4 separate regions of the Homo sapiens genome follow, and regions 1, 2 and 4 are each linked to region 3. A link is a contact called in ENCODE Hi-C or POLR2A ChIA-PET data. All regions are on one chromosome and are shown on one strand. Each heading gives the region's core, a stretch centred on a gene start or an enhancer-like site at or near the end of the contact. The rest is flanking DNA. Distances are from core to core; before and after follow the strand shown.

The links. Hi-C counts contacts between places; a loop is a spot of excess contacts on that map. ChIA-PET counts read pairs that join two places held with the same protein, here RNA polymerase II (POLR2A). Pooled maps may share reads with other maps.
Region 1: a map of naive thymus-derived CD4-positive, alpha-beta T cell shows a loop between it and region 3 (4-fold over the local background). The contact joins the promoter of GNB2 here to the promoter of FIS1 in region 3. A Hi-C loop is called at or near these places in 2 of 168 maps with a recorded cell type or tissue (gastrocnemius medialis and naive thymus-derived CD4-positive, alpha-beta T cell), 2 of 37 single-sample maps with no recorded cell type and 10 of 50 pooled maps. POLR2A ChIA-PET finds 5 or more read pairs at or near these places in 3 of 52 experiments (K562, activated CD8-positive, alpha-beta memory T cell and activated T-cell).
Region 2: a map of naive thymus-derived CD4-positive, alpha-beta T cell shows a loop between it and region 3 (10-fold over the local background). The contact joins the promoter of AGFG2 here to the promoter of FIS1 in region 3. A Hi-C loop is called at or near these places in 2 of 168 maps with a recorded cell type or tissue (naive thymus-derived CD4-positive, alpha-beta T cell and transverse colon) and 7 of 50 pooled maps. POLR2A ChIA-PET finds 5 or more read pairs at or near these places in 2 of 52 experiments (GM12878 and RWPE1).
Region 4: a map of CD14-positive monocyte shows a loop between it and region 3 (5-fold over the local background). The contact joins the promoter of FBXO24 here to the promoter of FIS1 in region 3. A Hi-C loop is called at or near these places in 1 of 168 maps with a recorded cell type or tissue (CD14-positive monocyte), 2 of 37 single-sample maps with no recorded cell type and 7 of 50 pooled maps. POLR2A ChIA-PET finds 5 or more read pairs at or near these places in 3 of 52 experiments (HepG2, IMR-90 and OCI-LY7).

What each region holds. Positions count from the first base shown.
Region 1 is chr7:100,670,429-100,674,989 of GRCh38, forward strand. GNB2 (G protein subunit beta 2) reads left to right here and starts at 3,312. Exons shown (of 10, transcript NM_005273.4): 1 at 3,312-3,495. RefSeq lists silencers at 2,842-2,971, 2,982-3,061, 3,312-3,491 and enhancers at 3,922-4,131, 4,332-4,411.
Region 2 is chr7:100,535,983-100,540,492 of GRCh38, forward strand. It overlaps AGFG2 (ArfGAP with FG repeats 2), which reads left to right and starts at 3,221. Exons shown (of 12, transcript NM_006076.5): 1 at 3,221-3,585. The coding sequence starts at 3,365. RefSeq lists an enhancer at 2,571-3,072 and silencers at 2,952-3,231, 3,282-3,581.
Region 3 is chr7:101,242,927-101,247,564 of GRCh38, forward strand. It overlaps FIS1 (fission, mitochondrial 1), which reads right to left and starts at 2,155. Exons shown (of 5, transcript NM_016068.3): 1 at 2,034-2,155; 2 at 1,081-1,213. The coding sequence starts at 2,078. RefSeq lists enhancers at 1,799-1,848, 1,939-2,178.
Region 4 is chr7:100,583,323-100,587,754 of GRCh38, forward strand. It overlaps FBXO24 (F-box protein 24), which reads left to right and starts at 3,006. Exons shown (of 10, transcript NM_033506.3): 1 at 3,006-3,342. The coding sequence starts at 3,304. It overlaps LRCH4 (leucine rich repeats and calponin homology domain containing 4), which reads right to left and starts at 2,807. Exons shown (of 18, transcript NM_002319.5): 1 at 2,559-2,807. The coding sequence starts at 2,778. RefSeq lists enhancers at 282-970, 424-718, 691-850, 1,116-1,629, 1,630-2,143 and silencers at 2,285-2,334, 2,375-2,804, 3,565-3,684.

The DNA.
Region 1 (4,561 bases), core at 2,062-4,561, 570 kb before region 3:
TGGGCTTTTGTTTCTCATATTGAGAGCTCTGTTATGCCATTTTCGAATTTCTCCCAGATGTCCCCCCCGGCCCACCTTCAAACTCTGCTTCCTTAGACAGATTTGGCAATAGCTTTGTAAGTGATATGGACATAATTGCCTAAAATAATGAAAACCTACAGGATTCTTTTTTCATTTTCCCTTTGGCATGTTTACAATTCCCTGCCCCACCAGGCAGATCATTCTGTGTGTGTGAGTGTGTGTACCCATTACAAAGACAACTACTATGTTCATAACATATTCGATTTGGAAAAAACAATTGTAGGCTGGGCACGGTGGCTGACATCTGTAATCCCAGCACTTTGGGAGGCCGAGGCGGGCAGATCACGAGGTCAGGAGTTCAAGACCAACCTGGCCAACATGAAACCCCATCTCTGCTAAAAATGCAAAAATTAGCCAGGCCTGGTGGCATGCTCCTATAATCCCAGCTACTCGGGAGGCTGAGACAGGAGAATCGCTTGAACCCAAGAGGCAGAGGTTGCAGTAAGCCGAGATTGTGCCATTGCACTCCAGCTCTGGGTGACAGAGCAAGACTCCATTTCAGAAAAAAAAAAAAAAGAAAAAAGAAAAAACAATTGTTTTTGAAAAGTGATTTGTAATGTCTTTCACAGAGACTAAATGAAGAGTATGTTTTGATACTTTTTAAAATATAATTTCATCTTTTTAGATTCTGACTCATGTGCACATGAATGTACCCATGTACATGGGTATATCTTGTGATGCTGAAGTTTGGGGTACAATTGATCCCGTCACCTGGGGTACAGTACCCAATAGGTAGTTTTTCAACCCTTCCCCCCTCTAGTAATCCCCCGTGTCTATTGTTCCCATCTTTATGTTCATGAGTACCCAGTGTTTAGCTCCTACTTATAAGTGAGAACATGCAGTGTTTGGTTTTCTGTTCCTGCAGAAATTTATCCACTTAGGATAAAAGCCTCTAGCTGCATCCATGTTACTGCAAAGGACACGATTTCTTCTTCTTTTCTTTTCTTTTGTTTCTTCTTTCTTTCTTTCCCTTCCTTCCTTCTCTCTTTTCTTTCTCTTTCTCTCTCTCTCTCTTTTCTGCATCCATGTTGCTGCAAAGGACATGATTTCTTCTTTTTTCTCTCTTCCTTTCTCTTTCCTTTCTTTTTTTCTTTCCTTCCCTTCCTTCCCTCCTTTTCTTTCTTTTACTTTTTCTTCTTTTGTCTTTCTTTCTTCTTCTTGAGTCAAAGTCTTGCTCTGTTGCCCAGGCCGGAGTGCAGTGAGTGGTGTGATTTTGGCTCACTGCAACCTCCGCCTCCCGGGTTCAAGCAATTCTCCTGCCTCAGCCTCCTGAGTAGCTGGGATTACAGGTGTGTGCCACCACGCCCAGCTAATGTTTGTATTTTTAGCAGAGACGGGGTTTCACCATATTGGCCAGGCTTGTCTCAAACTCCTGACCTCAAGTGATCCACCCGCCTCGGCCTCTCACAGTGCTAGGATTACAGGCGTGAGCCCCATCTCGTTCTTTCTTATGGCTGCGTGTTTTGATACTTTCAAATTACAAGGACTCAGTGAAGGCTATTCGTTGCCTTGAACTTCCCAAAGCATTTCCACAATCGATGGGGTTCTCAGTAAGAATCCGGGACTTGGAGGGCAGATGCTGTCAACATCCCCATTTAACAGATGTGGAAACTGAGGCCTAGACCTACGTTCTTGTCCCTTTACAGGCAAGGTCCCTGGAGGAAGGGGTTCATCTAGAGGCTCATACAGATAAACTGGAATGTACAGTAAAGTTTTGGCTGCCTGGGTTCATATCTAAACTCTGCAGCCTCAGGTCTCTTTCCACTATTAGAAAATGGGGAGAAGGCTGGGCGCGGTGGCTCACGCCTGTAATCCCAGCACTTTGGGAGGCCGAGACGGGCACATCACCTGAGGTCAGGAGTTTGAGACCAGCCTGGCCGACATGGTGAAACCTCGTCTCTACTAAAAATACAAAAAAAAATTAGCTGGGCATGGTGGCGGGCGCCTGTAATCCCACCTACTCCAGAGGCTGAGGCAGGAGAATCGCCTGAACCCAGGAGGCGGAGGTTGCAGTGAGCCGAGATCATGCCACTGCACTTCAGCCTGGGCGACAGAGTGAGACCCTGTCTCCAAAAAAAAAAAAAAGAAAAGAAAAGAAAATGGGGAGAATGTTAGCACTTAATTTCCCAGTATTGTGAGACTTAACATATGTCAGCCTGGGCAGCATAGCAAGACCCCACCTCTACCAAAAATTTAAAAATTAGCTGGGCATGGTGGCTGGGGCACGCCTGTGGTCCCAGGTACTAGGGAGGCTGAGGCAGGAAGATCACTTGAGCCGAGGAGATTGAGGTGGCAGTGACCTACAATCGCGTCACTGTACTCCAATTAAAAAATAAGTGTCGGGCCAGGCGCGGTGGCTCACGCCTGTAATCCCAGCACTTTGGGAGGCCGAGACAGGCAGATCACGAGGTCAGGAGATGGAGACCATCCTGGCTAACACCGTGAAACCCCGTCTCTACTAAAAATACAAAAAATTAGCCGGGTGTGGTGGCACACGCCTGTAGTCCCAGCTACTCAGGAGGCTGAGGCAGGAGAATCGCTTGCACCCGGGCGGCGGAGGTTGCAGTGAGTTGAGATAGCACTCCAGCCTGGGCGACAGAGAGAGACTCCGTCTCAAAAAAAAAAAGTGTGGCTCTCAATAAATGAGTTGTTATTTCAGTGGCAAGCCCTGAAAGGGGGTCTACAAAGGCCCAGTGGGCGAGGCTGAGGAAATGCCTGGACACGACCCTTCTCATGGCATTCCCGGGGCGCCCGCATCAGCCCCTACCCACTCCCGCTCGGGGACTTTCTCGGAATCGCGCTTCTTCTTCCAGCAGCCTCGAGGCCGGCCCCGTCCAGGTCTCTTTAGCTCCGCCCCCTGGTGAGGGGCGTGGCCTCCTCAGGGCCGGGGCGTGGCCCAACCGGGAACTGGGGCGTCGAACTCCCCTTCCCAGTCTGGAGCCACCCATTCCAGGCGGGGCGGGAGGCTGATCACGTGACCAGCGAGCGGTCTCACCCTCCTCATATGCCAGTACCACCTCCTCCAGTCCCAGAGGGGGGATGTCTTACTCCTTTCCGTGAAGCAAACCCTTTGAGTACGGTTTGCGTCCACAAAGCGTAGGGTGAGAACCTTGGGAGCGACTGGGCCCGTCTTTGCTCCCTCGGTGGGGTTTTGTCTCCTGGCTTCCCCCAAGTGCGAGGCAGTTGGTCTCGCCCAGCCGGGTCCTGGGCGCGGCGGCGGCAGCCGCGTCACTGGCGGGCGGGATCCCTCCGCTCTGGGGAGGCAGCGCTGGCGGCGGGGCTGGGGCCACTGAGGAAATCCATCCGCGCCGCCGCCGCCGCCGCCGCCGCCGCCGCCGCCGCCTCCGCCGCGGAGGAAGACAGCGCCGCCCGCGCACCGCCAGCGACCTCCGCCGCAGAGTCCCACCGCCACAGGTACCTTCGCTGGCAAAAGGAGTCCTCTCGCCCCCCAGCCCCAATTTCCCCCAGGGGAACCTCTCTTCCTTCGGTCTCCCGGGGCTGGCCTCCTGGGAGCGGACGTAACTCCCCAGACCTCCGCTCCCTTCCCCTCTTGCCCGGTCGCTCCCAAACCCGGAAGGGGAACTGGGGAACCCTCGCCCCCCACCGTGCGTGCGCTTCCCCGCACCATCAGCGAAGTTTTTGCCCGACCCCAGACCCCAGCCCAGCCCCGACTGCCTCTTGCTCCCTCGGAAGTTGGGGGGCTAAATTCCGGGCTTCCTCTAGGCCCCGCCCCGCCCCCTTTCCCCACCGCCACCCTCCCGCCTGCCCCCGGGGAGCACCCCTCGTGTCCTCCACTGTCGCACCCCTGCCGGCCCTCGCCTTGCACAACTCCAAAATCGGGGAGAAGCAGGCAAGGCCGCGCGCCACCCTTCCTTTCGTCTCCACCCTACCCACGATTTGGGTGCTGCCCGTGGTTTCTGGCCCCACTCGCCGAAACTGGAGCCCTCGGCGCCCTATTCCCTTTACAGATCCTCACCCCAAGCCCAGCTCCCAGGCGCCCGCCCCCCGCCCAGCTTTCTTTTAGGCAAAATGGAGGTCGTAGGGGCTGGAGGGCCAGGCCCACTGCGCTTCGCAGCGCCGCACCAGCCCGCGCCTTCCAGCTGCCAGATCCAGGGACCCTCCCGTCACTCTCCTGAGCCCCGCCAGACCTGCGGAGGCGGTTGCACCCTCATTTCTCTATGGAGCGCCGGCTGCTATATCCCTAGAGTCTGGGGGCTGCTGAGGGCCCTGGGGGGTGATGGGGACCGAGGGCTGAGAACGTCGCCCCCGCCCCCAGTTTCTTCCTCCAGCCGTGCTTCCTTCTGCCCTGGGCCTCCGGCGGTGCCGCCAGGCCTGGGCTGCTAGTAGGTGGAAGAGGCTTTGTGCGGGCCTGGGGGTTGGGTAGAGTAAGGAGTTCTGCCCGCACCCCCCATCCCCCGATTTTGAGGGTCACCCCTTGGCACTGGCGTAGAAAGCTGAACTTACAAGGAGGGGAAATGTC
Region 2 (4,510 bases), core at 1,971-4,470, 710 kb before region 3:
CCTGCTGCGTGGCCTGGTTCCTAACAGGCCACAGACAGGTACTGGTCCATGGCCCAGTAGGTTAGGCCCTGCCCTAACCTACTCCTCCTTTAGTCTCCCCTTTTCCTTTCCTTTTCTTTTTCTTTCCTTCTTCTTTCTTTCTTTCTTTTTTTTTTTTTGAGACAGTCTCGCTCTGTCACCCAGGGTGGAGTGCAATGGCGCGATCTCAGCTCACTGCAACCTCCACCTCCCACGTTCAAGCAATTCTCCTGACTCAGCCTTCCAAGTAGCTGGGATTACAGGTGCCTGCCACCATGCCTGGCTAATTTTTGTATTTTTAGTAGATTAAAGGGTTTCACTATGTTGGCCAGGCTTTTCTCGAACTCCTGACCTCGTGATCCGCCTGCCTCGGCCTCCCAAAATGCTGGGATTACAGGCATAAGCCACCACGCCCAGCCCATTTTAATTTAATTTAAACTTAAATAGCCACATATGATTAGTGGCTGCCGTATTGAAGAGAGTAGCTCTAGATTTTTGCTTTGGGCAACTAGGTGGCTCATGGTGCCATTAATTGAAAAATGGGGCCGGGTGCGGTGGCTCACACCTATAATCCCAGCACTTTGAGAGGCCAAAGCGGGCAGATGACCTGAACTCAGGTGTTCGAGACCAGCCTGGCCAACATGCTAAAAATACAAAAAATTAGCTGGGCATGGTGGCATGCACCTGTAGTCCCAGCTACTCGGGAGGCTGAGGTGGGAGGAGCACTCAAGCCCCAGGAAGTGGAGGTTGCAGTGAGCCAAGATTGTGCCACTGCACTCCAGCCTGGGTGACAGAGTAAGACCCTGTCTCAAAAAGAAAAAAACAAGAGAGAGAGAGAGAAAGCAGGCTGCCAGCCACCAGCCTGGACAACATAGTGAGACCCCTTCTCTACAAAAAATCAAAAATTAGCCAGGCATGGTGGTGTGCGCCTGTAGTCTCAGCTACCCTGGAGACTGAGGTGGGAGGATCACTTGAACTGGGGAGGTTGAGGCTGCAGTGAGGTATGATTGTGCCACTGCCCTCCAACCTGGGCAGCAGAGCAAGACCTTGTCTCAAAAAAAAAAAAAAAAACAAAAAAAACAAAACAAAACAAAAAGAGGCCGGGTGCGGTGACTCACGTCTGTAATCCTAGCACTTTGGGAGGCCAAGGTGGGTGGATCATTTGAAGTCAGGACTTCAAGACCAGCCTGGCCAATATGGTGAAACCCCATCTCTACTAAAAATACAAAAATTAGCTGGACATGGTGGCACGCACCTGTAATCCCAACTACTTGGGAGGCTGAGGCAGGAGAATCGCTTGAACCTGGGAGATGGAGGCTGAGGTGGGCGGATCACTTGAGCCCAGGAGGTCCAGACCAGCCTGGGCAATATAGTGAGACCCAATCTCTACAAAAAATTTTTAAAAATTCGCCAGGCATGGTGGTGCACAGCTGTACTCCCAGCTACTTGGAAGGCTGAGGTGGAAGGATCACTTGAGTCCAGAAGGTTGAGGCTGCAGTGAGCCATGATTGTGTCACTGCACTCCAGCCTGGGTGATAAAGCGAGACCCTGTCTCAAAAAAAAAGTAATTGTTTTAAAAATGGTGACCAACCCAATCTGAAGTACCCAACAGGTGGCCAGGCATTGTGGCTCATGCTTGTAATCCCAGCACTTTGGGACGCCAAGGCGGGAGGCTCACTTGAGGCCATGAGTTTGAGACCAGCCTGGCCAACATGGTGAAATCCTGTCTCTACTAAAAATACAAAAATTGGCCGGGCGCGGTGGCTCACGCCTGTAATCCCAGCACTTTGGGAGGCCAAGACCGGCGGATCACGAGGTCAGAAGATCGAGACCATCCTTGCTAACACGGTGAAACCCCGTCTCCACTGAAAATACAAAAAAATTAGCCAGGCGTGGTGGCGGGTGCCTGTAGTCCCAGCTACTCGGGAGGCTGAGGCAGGAGAATGGCGTGAACCCAGAAGGCGAAGCTTGCAGTGAGCCGAGATCGTGCCACTGCACTCCAGCCTGGGCGACAGAGCGAGACTCCATCTCAAATAATAATAATCATAATAATAAAAATACAAAAATTATCTGGGGGTGGTGGTGGCCGCCTGTAATCCCAGCTACTCAGGAGACTGAGGCATGAGAATTGCTTAAACCCAGGAGGCAGAGGTTGCAGTGAGCTGACATCGTGCCACTGCACTCCAGTCTGGGCAACAGAGTGAGACTCCATCTCAAAAAATTAAAATTAAATTAAAAAATTAAAAAAGTACCCAAAAAGTCTTTTCCAAGATGTGATTTTAATTCTCTGCGTAGGATTTATTACTAACTGGTGATTCTTTAATTTGTGTATTGTTTGCTTCCCCCTACTAGAAACTAAGCTCTATAAGAATATTTTGTTTGATTGCTTCGCTGCTGTATTCTATTCCCAGTGTCTAGAACGTGCCTGAAACCTAGCAGACACTCAGTGTTTGTTAAATGAATAATCGAATAATAGTCCACCTACTAGGAGGGTTAAAGGCAGGGTTTCTAAAGTTGGAAGACCCAGAGTGGAATCCTGGGCCACGCACTCGTGTGATCTGCCGCAAGTTGTTGAACCTAAGGGTGTAAAATGGGGATTCCACCTCTGGGATAGGCGGAGCGAATGAAATGACATTTATAAAGCACTCCCTTCGCTCTGTGGCTCAGGAATTAGAGCACTGGTCTAGTAAAGCACTCTTGCTCCCTCTCCCTCTCTCCCTTAAGCGCTCTCTTCTTTCCCCCTCCTGCTCAGCCCCTCACATGGCCACTTCTCTTCGGCTTTGCATGACACTCTACACAGTCTAGAGTAAGCCTTTGAAATTTGCCGGGAATTAACGTCATCAGTCGGGAGGACGACAGCTACGCACGCGCGGGGCACCTCCTCTGTCTCGCGCGCTAACTTTGCAGCCCCGCCAGCCAATCAAAATTAGCGTCGGAGCCCGAGTGCCGAGGACTCACCAATCGGAACTAGGAGGCGGGCCACGGTGGAGGCAGCGGCGAGAGGGGGCGGGGACAAGGAGAGGGCACGCACGGTTCTCGCTGCTGGGGTCTCTGCCGGCCAATAGGAGAGGCCTGAGGCCTGAAGGCGGTGGGGCGGGGCATTGGCGGCTCCAGCAACCGGAGGCCGTCCCAGGGAGGGCCAATCGGAGTAAGGAGGTGGGAGAAACCTAGCCAATCAGTGTGCAGGACGGGCAAGGAGGGTGGTGGACGGCGAAGTCTCCTGCGGATGCCGCCCGCTCCCGAGCTTCTGTCAGGGGAGCCGGGCGTGCGGAGGCGGCTGAGGAGGCGGGAAGGCGGCAGTGGTTGAAGGGGTGATTGCTGACTAGCGGGGAGGGAGTGGGCAGCGATGGTGATGGCGGCGAAGAAGGGCCCGGGCCCGGGCGGCGGGGTCAGCGGGGGCAAGGCGGAGGCGGAGGCGGCCTCGGAGGTGTGGTGCCGTCGGGTGCGGGAGCTGGGTGGCTGCAGCCAGGCCGGGAACCGCCACTGCTTCGAGTGCGCCCAGCGCGGGGTCACCTACGTGGATATCACCGTGGGCAGCTTCGTGTGCACCACCTGCTCCGGCCTCCTGTGAGTGACCGGGAGGGAGTGGCCGAGGTCGGCGTGGGGGGACCCGGGGGCGGGGTGGGGAGGCCGGGGCTCCGGGGCGCGAGGGAAGGGGGCCGAGGTGAGGGGCGGAGGGGAGGTCAGGGAACGCGCCGGCTGTGGGGACGGGGTCGTCTGCTGCAGCGGTGTGGTGGGGAGGGGAAAGGGCAGGGGAGAGGAAGCAAGGCCGGAGTCGCTCTGCGGAGAGAAGGGTACGGGTGCAGAAAGACGCCCGGAGAGGGACCGAGAAACTCCCCGAGGGGGTCGAGGCAAACTGCAAGTGGGGAGGGAGAAAGTGCGGAGGATGGAAGGGAACTCGGAGTGGGATGGGGTGTCGGGACTTAAAGGGCCAGAAAATGACATGCACCTTTAGAGGGAACTTCATGCAGGTGGAAAGCAAAAAGGAAAAAGGTGGGGAAAGCCGGCCTGGAGATGGACGGGCACCTTTCTTCCTTCGGGCTTGTGTCCCTGCTGGAGTGTGAGATGCAGAAGCCAGCTGAAACTTGGTTGAAATTCCTATGATTAGAGTACAGGATTAAAAAAAAAAAAAAAAGCGAATTAACCCCGATTGACAGCCTAGAGATAGTGGCTGGAAGGGAGCCATGGTCCAGAGTTCAGGTGTAGATACTAATCTTAGCAGGGCTTTGAAATGTTACCCAGAAGGTAAAACTCTTACGAAATCTAAGAGATGAGAGCCAATGGGTTACCCTGGTAGAGAGCTTAGCTTTTTCAAACGTTTGCACGTCTAGGTGAGCCATCCTGAAGGTTAATCATTTACACCTTTAAGATCCCTGTTGCCATGACTGGATCCTGGTGGTAGCATCCAGGAAACTCTAGATTTTGGGGGGGCTTTGGTGCATCATCTGAGTGCTACTCTTGGCATTGGTACTGTTCGGTCATGCCAGAGTGA
Region 3 (4,638 bases), core at 905-3,404:
TTTCTTGCCATTATTCCCTAAACAATACAGTATACTATTTACACAGCATTTACATTGTATTTGGTATTATAAGTAATCTACAGATGATTTAAAGTATATGGGAGAAGGTGCACAGGTTACATGTAAATACCATGCGATTTTATATACGGGACTTGGGTGGCTATTGGTATCTGTGGGGGTGGGGTTCCTAGAACCAATCCCCCATGGCTACAGAGGGATGGCTGTACACTGACTGTGTGCTTATAAATGATTATTTGAACACAAGGAGCTACAGAGAAACTAAGTGGTTAAGTATTGTGGCCTCTGACAAATGATGACCCACCTAAAACCAATAGGAAATAGGGTTCCCATCCAAAAAGCACTATCTGGCTGGACGAGGTGGCTCACACCTGTAATCCCAACACTGTGGGAGGCCGAGGTGGGCAGATCACCTGAGGTCAGGAGTTAGAGACCAGCCTGACCAACATGGTGAAACCCTATCTCTACAAAAAATACAAAAATTAGCTGGGCGTGGTAGTGGGCACCTGTAATCCCAGCTACTCAGGATGTTGATGCAGGAGAATTGCTTGAACCGGGAGGTGGTGGTTGCAGTGAGCTGAGACAGCGCCACTGTACTCCAGCCTGGGGGACAGAGCAAGACTCCGTCTCAAACAAAAACAAAAAACAAAAAGCACTATCTGCTCACAATTTTGTAGGACAGTCCTCTGTACCTCTTCCATGCCACAAAAGATTCTCAATAGCTGCTAAGCAACACGGTGGTGGTGTTGGGGGGAAGGGCATGGGCCTAGGTCTCACAAAACAGGAGCTTCTAGTCCCAATTCAGCCATTAACTGATTAGTTGGGTGACCTCAAGTCACTTTCCCAGATCAAGACAGTCCTGGGGGAACTGACATGCTACACTCTGTCTGGCAAAACAATGGTGGGCGGTAAGTAGCCAAAAGTTCACTGGGAGACGTCAAGCTAAGTATAGCCCTTGGTGCAGTAAATCTACCGGAGACAACTCAGAGGTGCCTGGACTACGGGGCCCACATCGCAGAGCAGCCCAGATGGCAGCGGGAAAGGGAGAGTACAGCGCCTCACCCTCGAGCAGCACGATGCCTTTACGGATGTCATCATTGTACTTGCTCCGCACCAGGCACCAGGCGTACTCAAACTGCGTGCTCTTGGACACCGAGCCTGCTGCCTTCTCAGACTGAAATTTCTTTTCAAACTTCTGCCACAGGGGAGGAAAGGAATCATTTAGAAATGTAGGGCGTCAACCATTCTCTATCTGGACATGCCATCTCCCTGGCTCTGCCCCTTTCCCTCGCAGGTCTCGGTATCTGGCACCCCAGCTTCTGCTATCTCCATGCCCGGGACCCAGGCTTTCGGCTCCTCCGGGCCTGCGGGCCAGCTCTTGGGACAGAGGCCCCCGGTCTCCCCTCCCCGCGGCGGTACCGAGCGGAGATGCCACCTGGTGGCAGCTCCAGGCACCGCTCCCGGAGCAGCTGACCCCGGCGGCCGAACAGTAAACACGCTGTCAGAACTGCTCAACAGCCCACGCGGTCCTCATTTGAGGCTGCTGGCCCCATCCTGCCCCACCCTGCCGGGCCTGGACCTTTTATTGTCCAGGAATAGAAGTAGTGCCTACCTCCTAGAGCTACAAAGACTGAGATCTGGCATGCGATGCCTTAGCACCGTGCCGGACGCAGTAATAGGTGACACCTTATGATGGTCACTGTATTCCTCCACCGCTGGAGGAGCGCCCTGAGCTCACAGCTCCTGCATGATCCCAGATCCCGTCAGTCTAACCACGGTCGGGCTCCAGGCCCGTAGTCTGAGGTGTGGGGGGCTCAGGACACTACAACTCCCAGGAGCCTCTGCGGCATAGCAGGCCCTCCGGGCAGGAGCCAGGCGCTGTGGAGGCTGCCGGGAGCCGTAGTTCGGCTTCCCTCGGCCAAGCCGATGCCGGGAGGAGGGTTCGGCCCCTACCTGACTCTCCTCAGGACCCGCCCTCCGACCTTCCCTTTCCCTCTGTCCGGGCCAGGCCTCACCAGCAGGTCCTCCACAGACACCAGCTCGTTCAGCACGGCCTCCATGGCCACTGCCCCCGCGAGCCTCACACTACAGTCTACTGTGCCACAGTCTCCATGGCCCAGTGGCAGGGGCGGAGAACCACTTCCGGCGTCCGGCGGATGCTGGCACGACCTGGCGACGCCCCGCCCCTTCCTCTCAGTTCAGCAGCGCCGGCGGGGCGCTAGTGCGCAGGCTCGGCCGGTCCCTCCAGCCCGCAGACTGCGCGCAGGGAGACCTTCCCCAGGTTGGTCTTCCCAGGTGCCTCAGCCGGTGCCTTCCTCTGTGGAGGCTTCCCTAGGGAAACTGGAGGCCATGTCTTGGCGGTTAGCCCCCAGGATGAAAACAGCAAAAAGAGGGTGGGTAGCTGACCAGAGATCACAGTACATTAGGGTGCCAAGCTGACGCCCCTCAGAAATCTAGGACCTTGGAGGCCACGTGACTATTCATCGCCTGCAACAAAATCTTAACTAGAACCGGGAGCCCGGCGCGTAGCTCACGTCCGAAGCCCAACAACTTGGGAGGCCGCGGCGGGAAGATCGCTGGAGGCCAGGAGTTCAAGACCAGCCTGAGCAACATAGCGAGACCCTATCTCTACAAAATTTTTAAAAAAATCAACCGGCGTGGTGGCGTGCACCTGTACTCCCAGCTACTGGGGCGGCTGAGGCAGGAGGATCGCTTGAGTCCGGGAGTTCGAGGCTGCAGTGAGTTATCGCGCCACTGCACTCCAGCTTGAGCGACAGAGACCTTGTCTCAAAAAACCCACCAACAGCAGCAAACTAGTATCGGGGTTTCTTGGGCCTCTGCTGACTCTCACAATGCAAGAGCAGAGGCAACTGGATCTGTAAACCACACAGCCACACAGGGGTAGTCATAGGAGACACTATCAACGGGAAGTTTTTCAAAAAGCAACGGCCCCATTATTGGCAGAGAAGGTCCAATTTTCAATATTATTTACATAAACCATTTTGGGAGTGCACCCCAGGCGGGAAACCTGCCACATGGGGTCACGGGCAATGGGGAGCTTAGCAGTGAGGAGCTATCAGAGCATGGGAAGGAGAAAGGTGTGGACACCTCTGGCTTCAGTTTCTGTGCAGTGAGGGGACTGGGTAAGTAGCAACTTTCAAATTCTTTTCCCCTTGAGTCACATTGGAGTGTAAGTTCCTTGAGGGCAGAGACTTACCTTGCTTATCCAGCATCTAGCACAGGGCTTGGCAGAGAGTGAGGGCTCAATAAATATTTGTTGAATAAACACGGAAAAAGCAAATTAATTGTAAACAAGGCACTGCACATGCAGGGGATAATCATCCAGACACCTTCCGCGTTTGCAAAGCCCCTTTAATTTTTATTATTTTTTAGAGACAGGGTCTCATTCTGTGGCCCAGGCTGGAGTGCATGCAGCGGCACAATCAGAGCTTACTGCAGCCTTGACCTCCTGAGCTCCTGTAATCCTCCTGCCTTAGTCTCCCAAGAAGCTGGGACTACAGGTGTGCACCACCACACCCAGGTTGTTTTTTGTTTTTTGTTTTTTTTTTCCGAGACAGTTTCTCGCTCTGTCACCCAGGCTGGAGCGCAGTGGCACAATCTCGGCTCACTGCAACCTCCGCCTCCTGGGTTCAAGCGATTCTCTTGCTTCAGCCTCCCAAGTAGCTGGGATTACAGGCGCCGGCCATCACACCCAGCTAATTTTTGTATTTTTAGCAGAGATGGGGTTTTACCATGTCAGCTAGGCTGGTCTGAAACTCTTGACCTCAGGTGATCAGACTGCCTCGGCCTCCCAAAGTGCTGGGATTACAGGCGTGAGCCACCGTGCCCAGCCAAGCCTCTAATATTTTTCTCCTCATAATAGTCTCGTGAGTTAGAAAGACAAGAGTTATTCTTCCCTATTTGGCGTGGATGGTTGAAATGACTGATACAGTAAGCTCTGTAAGCCTTGAGAGAATCCCCAGGTTGGGGAACTGGCTGCCCACTAGCATAAGCCTCAAGGGGAAAACTTCATGTTCATTCAGAGAAGTATACAGCACCTAATTTTGCCTGGGCCTTGGGGTGGCACAAAGGACACTAGGGCTGAGTGCAGTGGCTCACGCCTGTATTCCCAGCAGTTTGGGAGGCCAAAGCGGGTGGATCACCTGAGGTCAGGAGTTCGAGACCAGCCTGGCCAACATGATGAAATCCCATCTTTACTAAAAATACAAAAAATGCACCTCTGCCCAGCCGCTGTGCAACCTTCCAAGTGTGAAGTGACAGCCTTGTATGTGATCTTTCTGCCCTCCCCAAGTTTGCATTTTCAACATTAAAGTTTACTTTTTAATTAAAAAAAAAATATATATATATATATATGCACACAAAAAAAATTAGCCGGGTATGGTGGTGGGTGCCTGTAATCCCAGTTACTTGGGAGGCTGAGGCAGGAGAATCGCTTGAACCCAGGTGGTGGAGGCTGCAGTGAGCCGAGATCCCATCACTGCACTTCAACCTGGGTAACGAGAGCGAAACTCCATCTCTAAAAAAATAAAAAATAAAAAAGATGGACACGATATGAAGCAGGTGACTGAAAACAGGACTGAAGACGGGAGGCAAACACTG
Region 4 (4,432 bases), core at 1,756-4,255, 660 kb before region 3:
ATCTGGAGCACTGCCTTGCTATGCGGAGGCTGGCAGCCTTGGGATTCCCTGTAGCACGGACCCACTAACGGCTTAGACCTGGAGAAGCCTGCCTTTCTGTTTCCTCGGCCCAGCCTGTCCTGGGAGGGGCCCAGGGCCCGCGAGGCGGAGTCCCAGGCCACAGACCTGGTGAGCTTCTCCAAGGGCCCTTCTCAGGGAAGGGCAGGCCAGCAAAAGCAAGCAGAGGAGAGAAGCCGGGTATATCCCCCAAGGAAATGAGTCTTGTGACAGGAAATGAAGTAGAAACAATCTGTCAGGTTCTGGCTCTGGTAGGCCCCGTGTTTACCAGGGTGGATGACAGCCTGATGCCCCGGGACCCCTTTCTCTTCCTCTCTGCCCAGCCCTGGTGCACAGACAGAAGCCCTGGCCTCAGAGATGACCGTTCTGGAGAGGGTGGGGGGATGGCATTTGCCCCTCCCAGCCTCGCCTCCACCTGCCCGCTTTCTCTGCAAATGTGTTTGTGTGTGTGCATGTGGACGAAGGGGGTGGAGACCGAGTTCTCAGAGTTCTGATGGGGTAGGCGGTGGCGGGGACAAAAGCTAGGAGCGGAAGGGAGCTCAGGCAGGAGGCAGGGCACTGGGGGCACAGGATGTGGTCTGGGAGAGAATGAGCTGCACTTCTCCTTTGCAAGATGGCCCCTCCCCGCCACCTCAGGATTCTTCCTACTATCACCCCAGGGAGCCTAGTCCAAGGGAGATCAGGGACCCAAGACTAGGCGACACGCAGCGAAGACACTCAGAAAGAGATGGGAGACGGGAGGGGAAGGCTCAAGGCAGTCCGGGCAGCAAGGCACTGATGCTTTTCGTCTGCTTGGAGGGCGAGGAGAGATGGAGGGCAGGGTATGGGCAACTGTATGTTTTTGTCACTTCCCCTTTCTGTCCCTGCTTGCGGAGAGGGGACAGAGGAGAGAATTCTGGACAAGAGGGACCCCACTTGGCCTAGAACCTGGGCCCTGTGTAGAGAGTGGGGCAGAGGAGGGTTCTTGGGAAGCTGGGATTTCCGACCCCCCCCCAAGCTCACAGGAGCACGGCTGCACCCTGAGCCGGAATGCTGGGGGAGGAGGGGGCCGGGGGCGGGAGCTGGGAGGGGCCGGGGAGCTCCGGGTAGTTTTCCCCAAGAGTCCACACAGGGAGAGACAGCCTAAGGAAGTAAAGAATAACATTTGGTCTTTGTCAAAAAACAACCAAGGGGGAGGGGAAGGGAACAGACAGTGAGTGTCACACAGCTGCTGAGGTCAATCTGGAGTGTGGGGTTAGGTGGGGGTGGGAGGGAACAGGGCTGTAAGGGGCAGGAATGGCTCCTGGAGCTCACTCATTCCCCATCTCAAGTGTTGCAGAGCAGGCGAGATCAGTGGGGAGGTTTCGACTGGTTCTCCCCAGAAGAGGGAAGAGGATGTGTGCCAGTGCCGGCCTGAGTGTTCCCAGGTGAGCAGGCACCTGCTTAGGGAGAAGTAAGCACTATCCTCCAGCTCTGGTCCCCCACCGTGCAGATGAGAGGAGGAAGAGGCCTGGGCTGGGGTGAGGCTTCGGGAATGCAGTCCTCCTCCCTGATCCTGATCCCCACCCCCAGCTGCCGGCCCAAGGTCATAGGCTGCCTCCTGAGTAGCTGAGGCTTGACTCACCTGTCACAGTTAAGTCCCCCACCCCCTACCATCCACAGACACCAGGGTGGAGGGTGCATGGTTGGACAGATCCTGCGGGTGGAGGCGTGGAAGGACAGTCTCTAGCTGGCCAGCACTCCCAGCTAGGAGATAAGATTTCCTTCCCTCCAGCAACGGCCTCAAGTCCCTCCCCCGGGGGAAAGCAGAAACTGAAATGGGAATTCTAAGATCCCTATGAGGTCACAGGCTCCACAGTGACCTCACAGGCTTAGGAAGGAGGAGGAGGAATCTCAGATAAGCCGGTTGGGGATAATAGGCGGAAGAGCTCAGGGAGAAAAGAGTGAGGGGAGGTAGAGATTTGTTTCTTTCCCATAGGCTGGAGAGCTGCGTGGACAGTGGAGAGGGCCAGGACCTTAGGGGGCGGGGTTGCGGCACAGAAAGCAGAAACCTCGGGCTTAGGGGCCAGTCACTGGGAAGGGGGTGCCCGGGGCTGCTCGGATCTCGGTGGGACGGGGGTTAAGAGGTGTAGATGAAGAGGGAGAGAAAGCAGTTATTAGAGGAGCTCGTGGGGACTGCTTCATAGACCGATTGGAGCTGAGGTTAAGAGATCATGTAAATAAGCCAACCAGGTGAGGGGCGGGACCATCCTACAGGTGCGCAGATATGCAAATAAAGAGAAAGGAGGAATCTCTCCCAACGCTCGGAGGCGCAGGGCGTTCTGTGCAAACGAGAAGCACGTTCATTGTCTAGGGGGTTCTCAAAGATGGGAGAGGATGGCTGCAGGTTTAGGGCAATCAGGAGGGGCAGCAACCCTGGCCGCCAGGTGAAGGGGCGGGCCCGACTCCCGGGCCGGGCGGGGCCCGGGGTGGGGCTATGCAAATGAGGGACCCGGTTGGGCCCGGGGCCCGGCTGCACTCACCAGCCTGGGTGATGTCTGACAGGTCGTAGCTACGGGCCGCGCCCCGGGGGAAGTGCTTCAAGCGCCGGTTAGACAGGTTCAGGGTCCCGGTGGCCACGGCCTCCTCTAGGGCCCGCTCTGCACTGCGTCTCCCCGGCAGACCTGGAGACCCGGGCACGGAGGTCGTGGCTGCCGCCTCCTCACCCCCGGCGGCGAGTGGAGCCGCTACGGCCGCCGCCATCCGCTCCCGGCGGCTCCCGCTGCCTGACTGACGGGACCGGCCGTCCCTCCTTCCCCCACCCCCTCCTTGGAGCCGCCGTAGTTGCCTCAAGGGGGAGGGAGCGGTGTCCGGGACCGGACGGACCAATCGTGGCCCCGAGACGCGTCAGAAGCGGCCAATCAGAACCCGTCAGTGGGGGTGGAGCTCCGGCGCCGGAGTCTGACGAGAGAAGGGAGGGGAACAAGGATAGAGCGCTCGCCAACGGCCGACGCTCCAGGCCGTCCCGCCCAGCGCAGCTGCACCCAATCACAATGCTCAGATCGGGAGGTGGAGCCAATCAGGTCCAACCAAGAGGAGGGGACACCGGCACTCCACTAGCAGGAAAACGGGCCGAGGGACCGCAAGCAGGGGGTGCCTAGTCCTCGTCCCCCAAAGACCAATCGTAAGCCAGATACAGGCGAGTGACTGTCAAGAAGGCCAATTAGAGCCTCCGAAGGGAATCTGGACCTGCCTCTTCTCTGAGGGACGGCTCTACCTACCAATAGCATGGGCGAGAAGGCGGTCCCTTTGCTAAGGAGGAGGCGGGTGAGCTAGAACTTTAAGACTGAGGTTAAGAATGAACGCGGAGCCCCTGGCCGGCCGGGAACGCAGTTCGCCGCTGCAGTGGCGAGTGCGAGCTGGACGTGTTAGGGGGCTAGCCGGCGTCCAGGGCTTGAGGGGATTCGGGCGACTGCTTGAGGCCAGTGCACTGGCGGTTGTCGCAGCTGAAGGGGCAGCGGGGGGACCTCCGACTGTGAAGCCTCTGGCAGGGGTCTCGGGACCCCCGGGCTGGGGGCGGGCGGGGGGCTTCCCAGAGCCTGGAGATGCCCAGCTCGAGGAGGGAGGGTGTAGGTGCAGCGTTGCACGGTCTGCCGTCTCACCCGAGGAGCTCCCCTGGACAGGAATGGAGAGGGGACCAGACCACGGGGTTTTAGAGGCTTAGAAAGGATCTCACCGCCTAGAACACGCCCTTGGTGCTACGAATGCAGAAACTGAGGCAGAGGGAAGTTGATGCGTTAGCAAGAGCGAACAGCAAGTTCCTGACAGCTGGCTTGCTCTAGAAACCAGGTCTCTGGATCCTCCACGCACAGCCCTTTCCCGCTCCCTCAGTTTTCACAGTGGATGTTTTCACTCCCTTCCTCTCTTCCTCCCTCCCTCCCTCTCCCTTCCGTTCCCTTCCTCTTTTTATTTTTTTATTTTTTGAGATGGAGTCTCGCTCAGTCGCCCAGGCTGGAGTGCAGTGGCGCGATCTCGGCTCACAGCAACCTCCACTGTCCGGGTTCAAGCAATTCTCCTGCCTCAGCCTCCCGAGTAGCTGGGACTACAGGCGCCCGCCACCACACCCGGCTAATTTTTTGTATTTTAGTAGAGACGGGGTTTCACCGTGTTGCCCAGGCTGGTCGCAAACTCAGGAGCTCAGGCAATATGCCCTCCTCGGCCTCCCAAAGTGCTGGCATTACAGGCGTGAGCCACCGCGCCCGGCCTTTTTTTTTTTTTTTTTAAGAAGGTCTGATTCTGTCGCCCAGGCTGGAGTGCAGTGGTGCAGTCATGGCTCACTGCAGCCTTGAATGCCTGGGCTCAAGTGATCCTCCTGCCTCAGCCTCCCAAGTAGCTGGGACCACGGGCGGCACCACTG